Linked DNA regions of Homo sapiens: region 2 is linked to region 1. A link is a loop called in an ENCODE intact Hi-C map of the cell type or tissue named here. Cell type or tissue: PC-3. All regions are shown on one strand. Links, peaks and the distances in the headings refer to the core of each region. The heading gives the core; the rest is flanking DNA.

The links. Hi-C counts contacts between places; a loop is a spot of excess contacts. Peaks named below come from ENCODE experiments on the same cell type or tissue, not always from the same donor. Only the 100,000 strongest peaks of a DNase experiment are listed, where the experiment ranks them.
Region 2: a loop joins it to region 1, with 2.8 times the contacts of the local background. A loop is called at or near these places in 1 of 110 quality-filtered maps.

What each region holds. Positions count from the first base shown.
Region 1 is chr12:42,680,078-42,684,474 of GRCh38, forward strand. LINC02451 (long intergenic non-protein coding RNA 2451) reads left to right here. Exons shown (of 5, transcript NR_135027.1): 4 at 1,845-1,986. Among named protein-coding and RNA genes, the nearest start is that of LINC02450, 9.9 kb to the right of the region's middle. In PC-3, for the core only: no CTCF peak of the experiment used is centred there; no DNase peak of the experiment used is centred there; H3K27ac peaks cover 667 bases.
Region 2 is chr12:42,742,374-42,746,770 of GRCh38, forward strand. No RefSeq gene overlaps it. Among named protein-coding and RNA genes, the nearest start is that of LINC02450, 52 kb to the left of the region's middle. In PC-3, for the core only: no CTCF peak of the experiment used is centred there; a DNase peak (open chromatin) is centred at 2,458; H3K4me3 peaks cover 211 bases; H3K27ac peaks cover 1,563 bases.

The DNA of each region.
Region 1 (4,397 bases), core at 305-4,304:
CTTGAGGGCTCAGGGCCATAACTACTGCTTCCCCTCCCTCAGTAGGAGGCAGATGGGTGGGTGGGAGGCAGGTAGGTGGGTGGGTGGAGCTCGAGTAGCAGGAACATCCTGGATGAGACAGTGCTGCCTCTTCTTTCTCTGTAGCCAGAGTGGTAAATGGGAGAGGAGTAAAAAGGTCCCGGGGAATAGAGAACAAACTTATCCAAGCCATGATCAACCATTTGTTCTTTGGGGCAAGGAGTGGGGTTGGGGGTTGGGGTATGAGTGACTTGAAGATAAAGGTGGGACATCTAACTGACATTGGTTATAACGGTAAGTTTGTTTCAGTAAGAATAAAATATCAGGCTGGGCATGGTGGCTTATGCCTGTAATCTCAGCACTTTGGGAGGCTGAAGTGGGAGGATCGTTTGAGCCCAGGAGTTTGAGATCAGCCTGGACAACAAGACGAAAACCTAGCTCTGCAAAAAATACAAAAATTATCCAGCCGTGGTGGTGTGTGCCTGTAGTCCCAGCTACCTGGGAGGCTGATACTGAGGGTGTGAGGATCACCTGAGCCCAGGAAGTCGAGGCTACAGTGAGCTGAGACCATACCACTGCACTCCAGCTTGGGCGACAGAGGGAAACCCTTTTTTTAAAAAGAAGTAAAAAAGAATAAAATATCAAAAGACCTTGAGGAAGGAAGACAAAACAGATACACTTAAAATACAGCTCAATGGCAGATCCTGGAATAAAACATTGTCTTAGAGCTTCCTGGCAGCTGTGGACTCTGACGTATTTTCATCGTAGATTTTAAGTTTTTGTTTTTCTTTGCATAATGCCTAATTTACATGCTGATTTCTCCTGAAACCTGATGTTGAATTGTTGCTTTTTTTAAATGGAAAGGATTTAGATTAGATCATGGAGTGAAAGAATACTGTAGTTTATAAAGTGCAACACAAATGTAAAAATAATCGTTAAAGCATTCTAACTCCAATGAACTATCTTCTCCTTAGTTCCTTCTAATCCACTCTCCAGACTTGACCAGAGGGTTATTCCTAAAACACAATCTGGTAACATGTTTCCTTTGCTTATAGTCTCTGTCCTCCATACTTACCGCAGTAATTGTCATTTTCTTTATATTAAGTTTTTGTTAAATGGTCTAAAATCACACTGTATTAAAAGCAGCAATCTTTACTCTTTCCTTCCCCAGTCCTGTTCCTCAGAGCAGAGTTTATAAAACTACCTCAGTGTTCAAGTGCTCATAACACTCAAGTGCATTGGTAGGGTTTCTAGGACTTAAAAAATTATTTTAAAAATGTAACTATCATAACCACTTACAGTAAGTTGGGAAATTACCAAAAAAAACTGTGCCTTTGCTTATATTGCCCTAATGGTACCATAGTTTAACCATTATCATATTGTTGGCTGGACCCCAAATTATATAATTGCCTTAATTTGGGGCCACTTAAATTATTTCCAATTCTTATTGCTATAATCTATGGAAAACATCTTTTTTGAATTTATTTTGTTTATATTAAAATATAAACATATATTTCAAAATTGTTTCCTTAGGGTTGATAGTCCAAATGGCAAAATCTGGGCCAAATAATACAAATACTTTTATGGATCATGAAACTCATAAACTATCTTCAAAAATGATTTGCCACTGTCCGGTGCATCCAGAAATACATTCAAGTACTCTTTTCACCTCATCCTTGCTATTCCTTTTTTGATTTTGACTAATGTCTCATTGTTTTGAAATCTAGACCTTTACAAAATTCTCTAAGTATTATTCTTGGTGGGAAACATTAAGACATAAAATATAAAACTCTACTTGTAAACTTGAATTTCTTTTCTTTTTTGAGGTGGGGACTCACTCTGTCACCCAGGCTGGAGTGCAGTGGCACCATCTTGGCTCACTGCAACCTCCACCTCCTAGGCTCAAGCGATCTTCCTATTTCAGCCTCCCAAATAGCTGGGACCACAAGCATGTACCACCATGCCCAGGTAATTTTTTTTTGTTTTGTGTTTTTTGTAGAGACAGAGTTGCACTATTTTGCCCGGGCTGAAACTACGATTTCTTTTAAGGTTTAAAATACTGAAACTTTATTGTTTTCAAACTCTTAATTATGAAATTACCAGATATGATGCGTTCTAGCATTATTTTCTCGTACATTTAGAATTTCTACCTTGTTTTATTTCCTGCAGCTTGTTGCTGTAGGAAAAGGTATGGTGAATCACATGCCATTTTGTGTTGGCCAAGAAAATAACTCCATCTCTAGTTGTCTGGCACATCTTGACAAAATATATGGTGCAGTTTAGAAGTGTTTCAAAGGCTTCTTACTCCAAAATTTGGGGAAAAAACTATCCATTGCTTGCATATGTGAGCATAAAATGATTCACTTGGTATTAATGCCTTTAGGTTCTTTGATTGACTAGGGTATATGAGAGAACTAAGATAAAGGAACACTCATTAAAGGCAGATAAAGACTTGATACTTTTTCTTTATTCACTGGGTAAGATTTATAGTATGGTAATCAGAAATTCCAAACTGGCTCTCAGGCATTGTATCTACATGATGCCAACTTTTGTAAGTGAACTGAAAATTTTGTTCTCAAACCATTGCTTCATGCTATTTTTCACCAGGGCAAATAAGCAGATTGATCTCAGGAACCAGAGGTTGCATGGATGGCTGGTCCAATTGATCCGCCTGTCCTAATGGATCATTGTGTAACAGGGAGGAAAAACAGGAAACTTGATTTAGGCACCATTTTGATCAGAGACTGAAGTCAAATGATGTGAGTACTCAGGTCATTATGATTCCTTTAGTTAACTCCATCCTGTAGAGTAGGGAGCTCTGCTGATGTCACCTCAGTCATGCTTATGACAATAGAATTATTTTTCAGGGGGTCAGTATTTGGTAGTTTTGAGAGAAGGTTCAGTTTTACTAGAGGAATGTTATAAATGCAATAGTTTTATTATAATTTCCATGTAACTTTTGAAGAGGAAGAACATACATGGTTTTCTCAAGAGTGAAAAACAATTGTCAGCAAACAATTTGTTGTGAAAAAATGCCCTTTAACTTTTATAGATGTTTGTGTCTGTCCAATCCTGGCTTCTTCTCAGTTTCTCAGAACCCTCATCCATCCCACCCACCCCATCCCAGAATTTGTATGACCCCTGGCAAAACACAAAAGTCCTCTCCCCACTAATGAGAGGTTTGGGAAACATATTCTCTTGTGTGTTATTCCCCAAATAGTTGTTTCATACCATTCTTCAGAGGCAAATAAATGATCTGTGCTAAGGAATCAGTTTCATGGGTGTTTAGAAAAATGGATCCATCTGCCTTAATGGATAATTGTGTGACAGAGTTAAACAACAACAATAACAAACACACTTAGCCTTCAAGCTTTGGGGCTGCAGTGCCTGGAGATCAGCCAGATCTTTCCTGTTCAGTGACAATAAACATGTGGTAGTGTCCTGAACCAATGCTCATCTTGGGAGGAATTCAAGATTTGGGGGTAGGGTGTGGAGGTACAGAGAGGGAACCTACTGTTTGGTGCCTTTCTGCTAAAATCGTAGTCCTAGCCTTTCAGCTATTTTCTTCCTTAGCCCCTCTTTAACATTTCCTCAAGCCCCCACTCCCTGCACATGCAGAATGAGTGTGCTTCCTCCAACCACCAATCTCTCTATCCCCTGAATCCCCTACGCAGAGGAAGAGCCCAGCCCTGTGCCCTGCCTTGTTGCCTTATCCATAATAGTCAAGTCTCTTGGAGCTGGGCATCTTTTCACACTACCTTAGCTTTGTATTCATCTAACTTTTGCACTTAGAGATTTATTATGCCCTGGGACTATTTCCTCAGCTCAGAAGCCTGGAGGTGGGTCGCAGAGCTTTGCTGTTCTTCCTCATGAGGGCTGCACCTCTGCCAAAATATTTTTCTTCCTGCTGCTGCTTTTTCACAAGGTTGTTCTCTTGTCCCTTTCCCCATGCTGGGCAATCCGTCCTGTGCTGTGGTTGGGTCAGCCTGCTTTTTGGAAGGTATTTTTTACATTTGCTTCAGTTGTTTGGATTCTAAGGCAGGGTACACCCTCTCTGTGGTCTACGTGTGAAAATGCACATTTACAAAACAAAGCCAATATAAATGGATTATGCTGTTGACTTAATAAGAACAAAATTTTCTAGCAACAGGGAATAGAAATGTAAATTTAGTTTTTGGTGATTCATTACTTAATAGGAAATATTCCAATTCAACATTTGTAAATAAAGTAAAAGTACAATTTACTTATTCATCTGTTTAGTCAGCATATATTATTTGAGCATCTATTATGAGTCAGCTTTCACACTAAGTAATGAAGACACAAAGAAGAATGAAACAATTCCCAACCACATTGGGAAATCTGACAGTCTAAGGGAAGAG
Region 2 (4,397 bases), core at 281-4,280, 62 kb after region 1:
ATGAGCATTCAAAATTTCTCATGATGTCAGTCTTCATGAATGTTAACGGTCAGCTGTAGTTTCTATTAATAGAAAGGTCCTCGGGTACAGAGGTAGAGTCCCCAGTGGTTTCTCCAAAGGGAATTTGAGCCAGACCCATTATTTTGTGGGGCTAAAAGGTAAGACTAAAACAGAGACTTAAAATTGTTGAATCAAATTCTTTCAGTTCTAAAACTAGTCCCTGAGATTAGGTTAGGGACTTTTGAAAACTCCAGCCCTTTCCAGTCTTCTGTGTCCTGTTCAATAAATTATTGCTTTAGGGATAAAAAATTTCATGCCTAGATGCTGTATGGTGTAATATGATCAGGATTCCCCTTCTAAATGTATGTATTTGACTTGGGCAAGGCACGTAGCCTCTCTAATTATTGGTTTCCTCATCGGTAAAATTGACAATGATGCCTGCTGCTAGAAAGGTTCTTGGAAGTTCACAGGAGCCCCCTGGGAAGTCTGGGTTGGGCACTCTCCAGGGTTCCTTCCCATCAGCCTCTCCTTCCTTCACGCACAACATTGCAGTTGTCTCTTGTTTGTGTGTGACATTTCACATCAAGCTGTTAGCTCTGGGAGGGGTGGGAGAATGTCTTGCTCTCTTTTCTGTGCAGCTCCGTAAATATTTATTGAATGAATAAAATGCACAATGCGAATGTAAGCAACTGTTGTAATTTCATCTAGGAAGTCTGCTTCCTAATTTGATGGTATTAGTACTTCCTCGACTCTGGGCATGCTCTGACTTCCTGTATTTAGTTTTCTGACCCCCCAAAAAGGCAGATGGAGAATCCTTACAACCCACATAGAGGGGATTTTGGCACATGATTTCACTGTGCCAAAATGTTTATTGGATTGGCATTTTCTGAGCAGGGATTGGGGTTAGCCTACCGTTGACGAAATCTGTTCTTTTTTGTACTTTTCTAATGGAATACTCCAATCCAGTCTCTCACTCAGGGTTAAATAACAAACCTATAGAATAAACATTAAATAATATAGCCATGGGAAGGGCCAGCACAATCTATGGCTCATAGTGAGTTTCACGAATGCTGGTTTTACTGCCCCCCTTGCAAACCTTCCAAACCCAGTTTAGTATTTCTGCTACTGATGATTTTCCTATCTGACTTTGCTGAAGATATTTATGACTCGAGCAGGCTTCTCTCCATAGTAGTCATAAATGAGATTCACCTTGGCCTCACCTTTCTAAATTTTGTGTTGGCTTTAGTCCACCCAATGGTGGATTGAAAGCCAAAGGTGACTCAGGGCAATGTTGGATCTAAAGATTGATTTTTGCAAGTTCCCTGGACGGGGTCCTCACAGTGGGTGGGGCTGACAGCCTTTTGTATGTGTCTCCCTTTCCTGATAGAGTGTGGGAATGTGTTATCTGGCTCCTGGCAAAGCCCGCTTGCTTGTCTCTCTTGCCACGTGATAGCCTCTTCCTGGGCTCCACAAAGACCACACACTCCCTTCCTGCTCAAAAACTTGCCCCTGTTAGCCAAACCAATGTACTCAGCTCAATGGAGAAAGTAGGGGAGGTTGTCTCGTGTGTGTGTGTGTGTGTGTGTGTGTGTGTGTGTGTGTGTGTGTGTACACAGTATACATCAACGAGAGGGCTGTCATTGGATTTTGTATTGGGTCCCATTTTAACTTGTTGCATTATGTCACTGCCCCTACACTGTAACAAGGATCATTGTTTTGAAGACTGGCTTCTCAGGGCTTTTGTTAAGCTAAAAATAATAAAGATTATAAGAAATTATTGAAGTAGAATTGGGAAAGTCCACGACTCTGAGACTGCTTTTAATGCAATAAAGCATTCACTTGCTATAATATTTTATTGTTTTGTTCTCCCCAAAGCACAATTTACAATGGTTTTGTTAAAGGGTTTCAAGTCATTTTGGTAAGTGATCTTTTGTTTTTGTGTCTTGTAATTACCCAGATCAGTTTTTCCTTGACTTCAACTCATCTTAAAAATTTTCAAAGGCTGTGCCAGGATGGCTTAGTGGGCACCAGGTTTCTTGCTAAAAAGCCAGAAAACCACTATATATTTGTTCTGGGGAATTGTAAAACATTAAAAGGTGTAAGGGAGTGTTCTTCTGGGGCCCTAAACCAGTTGCATGCTCTCTCCTAAGCCTAAACCCAAGGCTATCTTTGGCACTGGAATGAAAAAGCATCATGCCAGAGAAAATTATGCTGAAGTCTTTCTTGGGGACTTGACACAACCAGGCTGACACTTCATGAGGAAAGCCTTGTGATTCTGGAGACTTTGCCTGGGGCTGTTTACACAGCCTTCTTTTAAAGACACAGGCCCTTCTAGGGGAAATGCTCAGTGTCCTTGGAACTCCTCAAACCTTTTCACTGTAAGCAAGTTGCAGGCTTTCTTATGGGCATGGAGTCAAGTAAATACACACTTTAAAATGAATTTCTGATGTCCACTCATGAATGTTTCATGTCTGCAAGACATAACATTTTTTTGGAGAGCAGAGGTCTGGTGTAACCACATTTTCGAGGTTGCTTCATTGTTGTAAAACTTGATCTGCAATCCTGTGACACGTGTCCCCAGGGGGAAAAAAACAATGAACACCCATTGTTCCATCAATCATGGATAATCAAGTCCAGTTGCACAACGAGTGCATTGTGCAGAAGAGGAAGCAGTAGCCTAGACAGTGTACCTGTCTTGCTTAGGATCCCCCAGAGCTTTGATCTCTCCCCTCTATTGTCTTCTCTAGCTGTTCCCCACCTCCTGCAAGCCCAGCCCTGTCTTCGTCTCTAGGACTAAACCGCACCTTAGAGACATTAAGGAGCTCCACCCCAGACCCTGAGGCTCAGAGTCAAGTCACTGTTTCTGCTGGGTTGGCTTTGAGTCTGCCTTAGACTTTGCACCCCAGCTATGAAAACTGACCTTCTGAGACTCTGCCCTTGTTTCTCATCCAGTCCCTGTATTTGTGTTCCATCTTGTTCCCATGTGCCTGACTCCTCACCAAGGTCACCCAGGGCCATACTTTCTCCACAAGGGGTCCTTTCCTGATCCTGCTAGTTTCCTTTCTAGTGCCTGGAGCCTTTTACTGGGCACAGGCAGGTGACACAAGCTCTGATTTAAAATAACGATGATAACGATAAAGACAGTAGTTAACATTTATGAAGTGCTTACTATGTGCTGGGCACTGCACTTTGCATATGTCATCCTATTTAATCTTCACAGATATGCTATAAAGTAGATATTACTGATATCTCCACTTTTCATTGGATAAACTGAGGCTCAAAAAAGTTGAATACCTTTCTAATCATGACTGTGCTTTTCAGTAGGGAGCCCCTTGCTGAGATGAGAATGCAGCCTTTACTCTAAGACATTGCACTTTTGTGCTGTGTGAAGACAGAATTTTCTTACGCTCAATGCCTGTCCAGATTGCCAAGTGCCACCCCCTCCTGAGTCCCCTGTAGCTCTGCTCTATCTCCTGTTGCGGCACCTAGACTCCATGTCAGGTCTCTCTGGTGAGGCATCCTGATGCTGATGAAACCACCTTTGCAAAATTATATCAGAGAAATCTGACATGGTTGACTCCATCTCGCTTCTGACTGCTAAGCTATCCTCAGTCATTTCTGGGCACATGCCAAACTAACTTTGGGAGGAATTTAGTTTATAGTTTATCCTTAAAGCAAGGATGATAATAGCCCTTCCCAAAACTAAAATGTCTTCAGAAAACTAATGAGAGGCCACAAGGTTAGGATTATGAGAGGTGTCTGAATTCTGCTAAGATATAGATGTAGTATCTATAATCCTTTACTGCTCAGGAGTCATGAGGCCAGAGGTCACAAGATTTGTGACTTCTCCAATTGCTCCTATGGATAACATCATTGTAGAATCTAAGATTGGTCTTTTGAGACTTTTTTAGACTTTTTGGCAACTGACTGACCCTGCCTGGACATGTAACTCATGACTCAACCGGTCCTGTAGCCTCGCCCAGTGGTGAGGACTCAGTGGACAAGGACTTTCTCCACACTCCTATGACTTCATTCCCTAACCAATCAGCAGCACACATTCCCTAGCCCCCGTCCCACCACATTGTCCATAAAAACTCTAACCTCCAAGCCTTCGGGGAGACTGATTTGTGATTTGAGTGGTAACTCTGTCTTGCGTGTGGCTGGCCTCACATCAGTTAAACTCTTTCTCTGCTGCAATGCCTCAGTCTCAGTGAATTGATTTTGTGCAGCAGTCAGGAAGAACCCGAATGGTGATTATGCTGACAGCCCTACTGGGCCACAACTGTTGTCTATTGCCTGGCACTTTGGATACTGCTCTGCTTCCTGGAATGGACTTCTTCCCGTCACAATCACCTGTCAGGGCCAGTTTCACCTCAGCCCCCTGAGTCTTCCCTGTT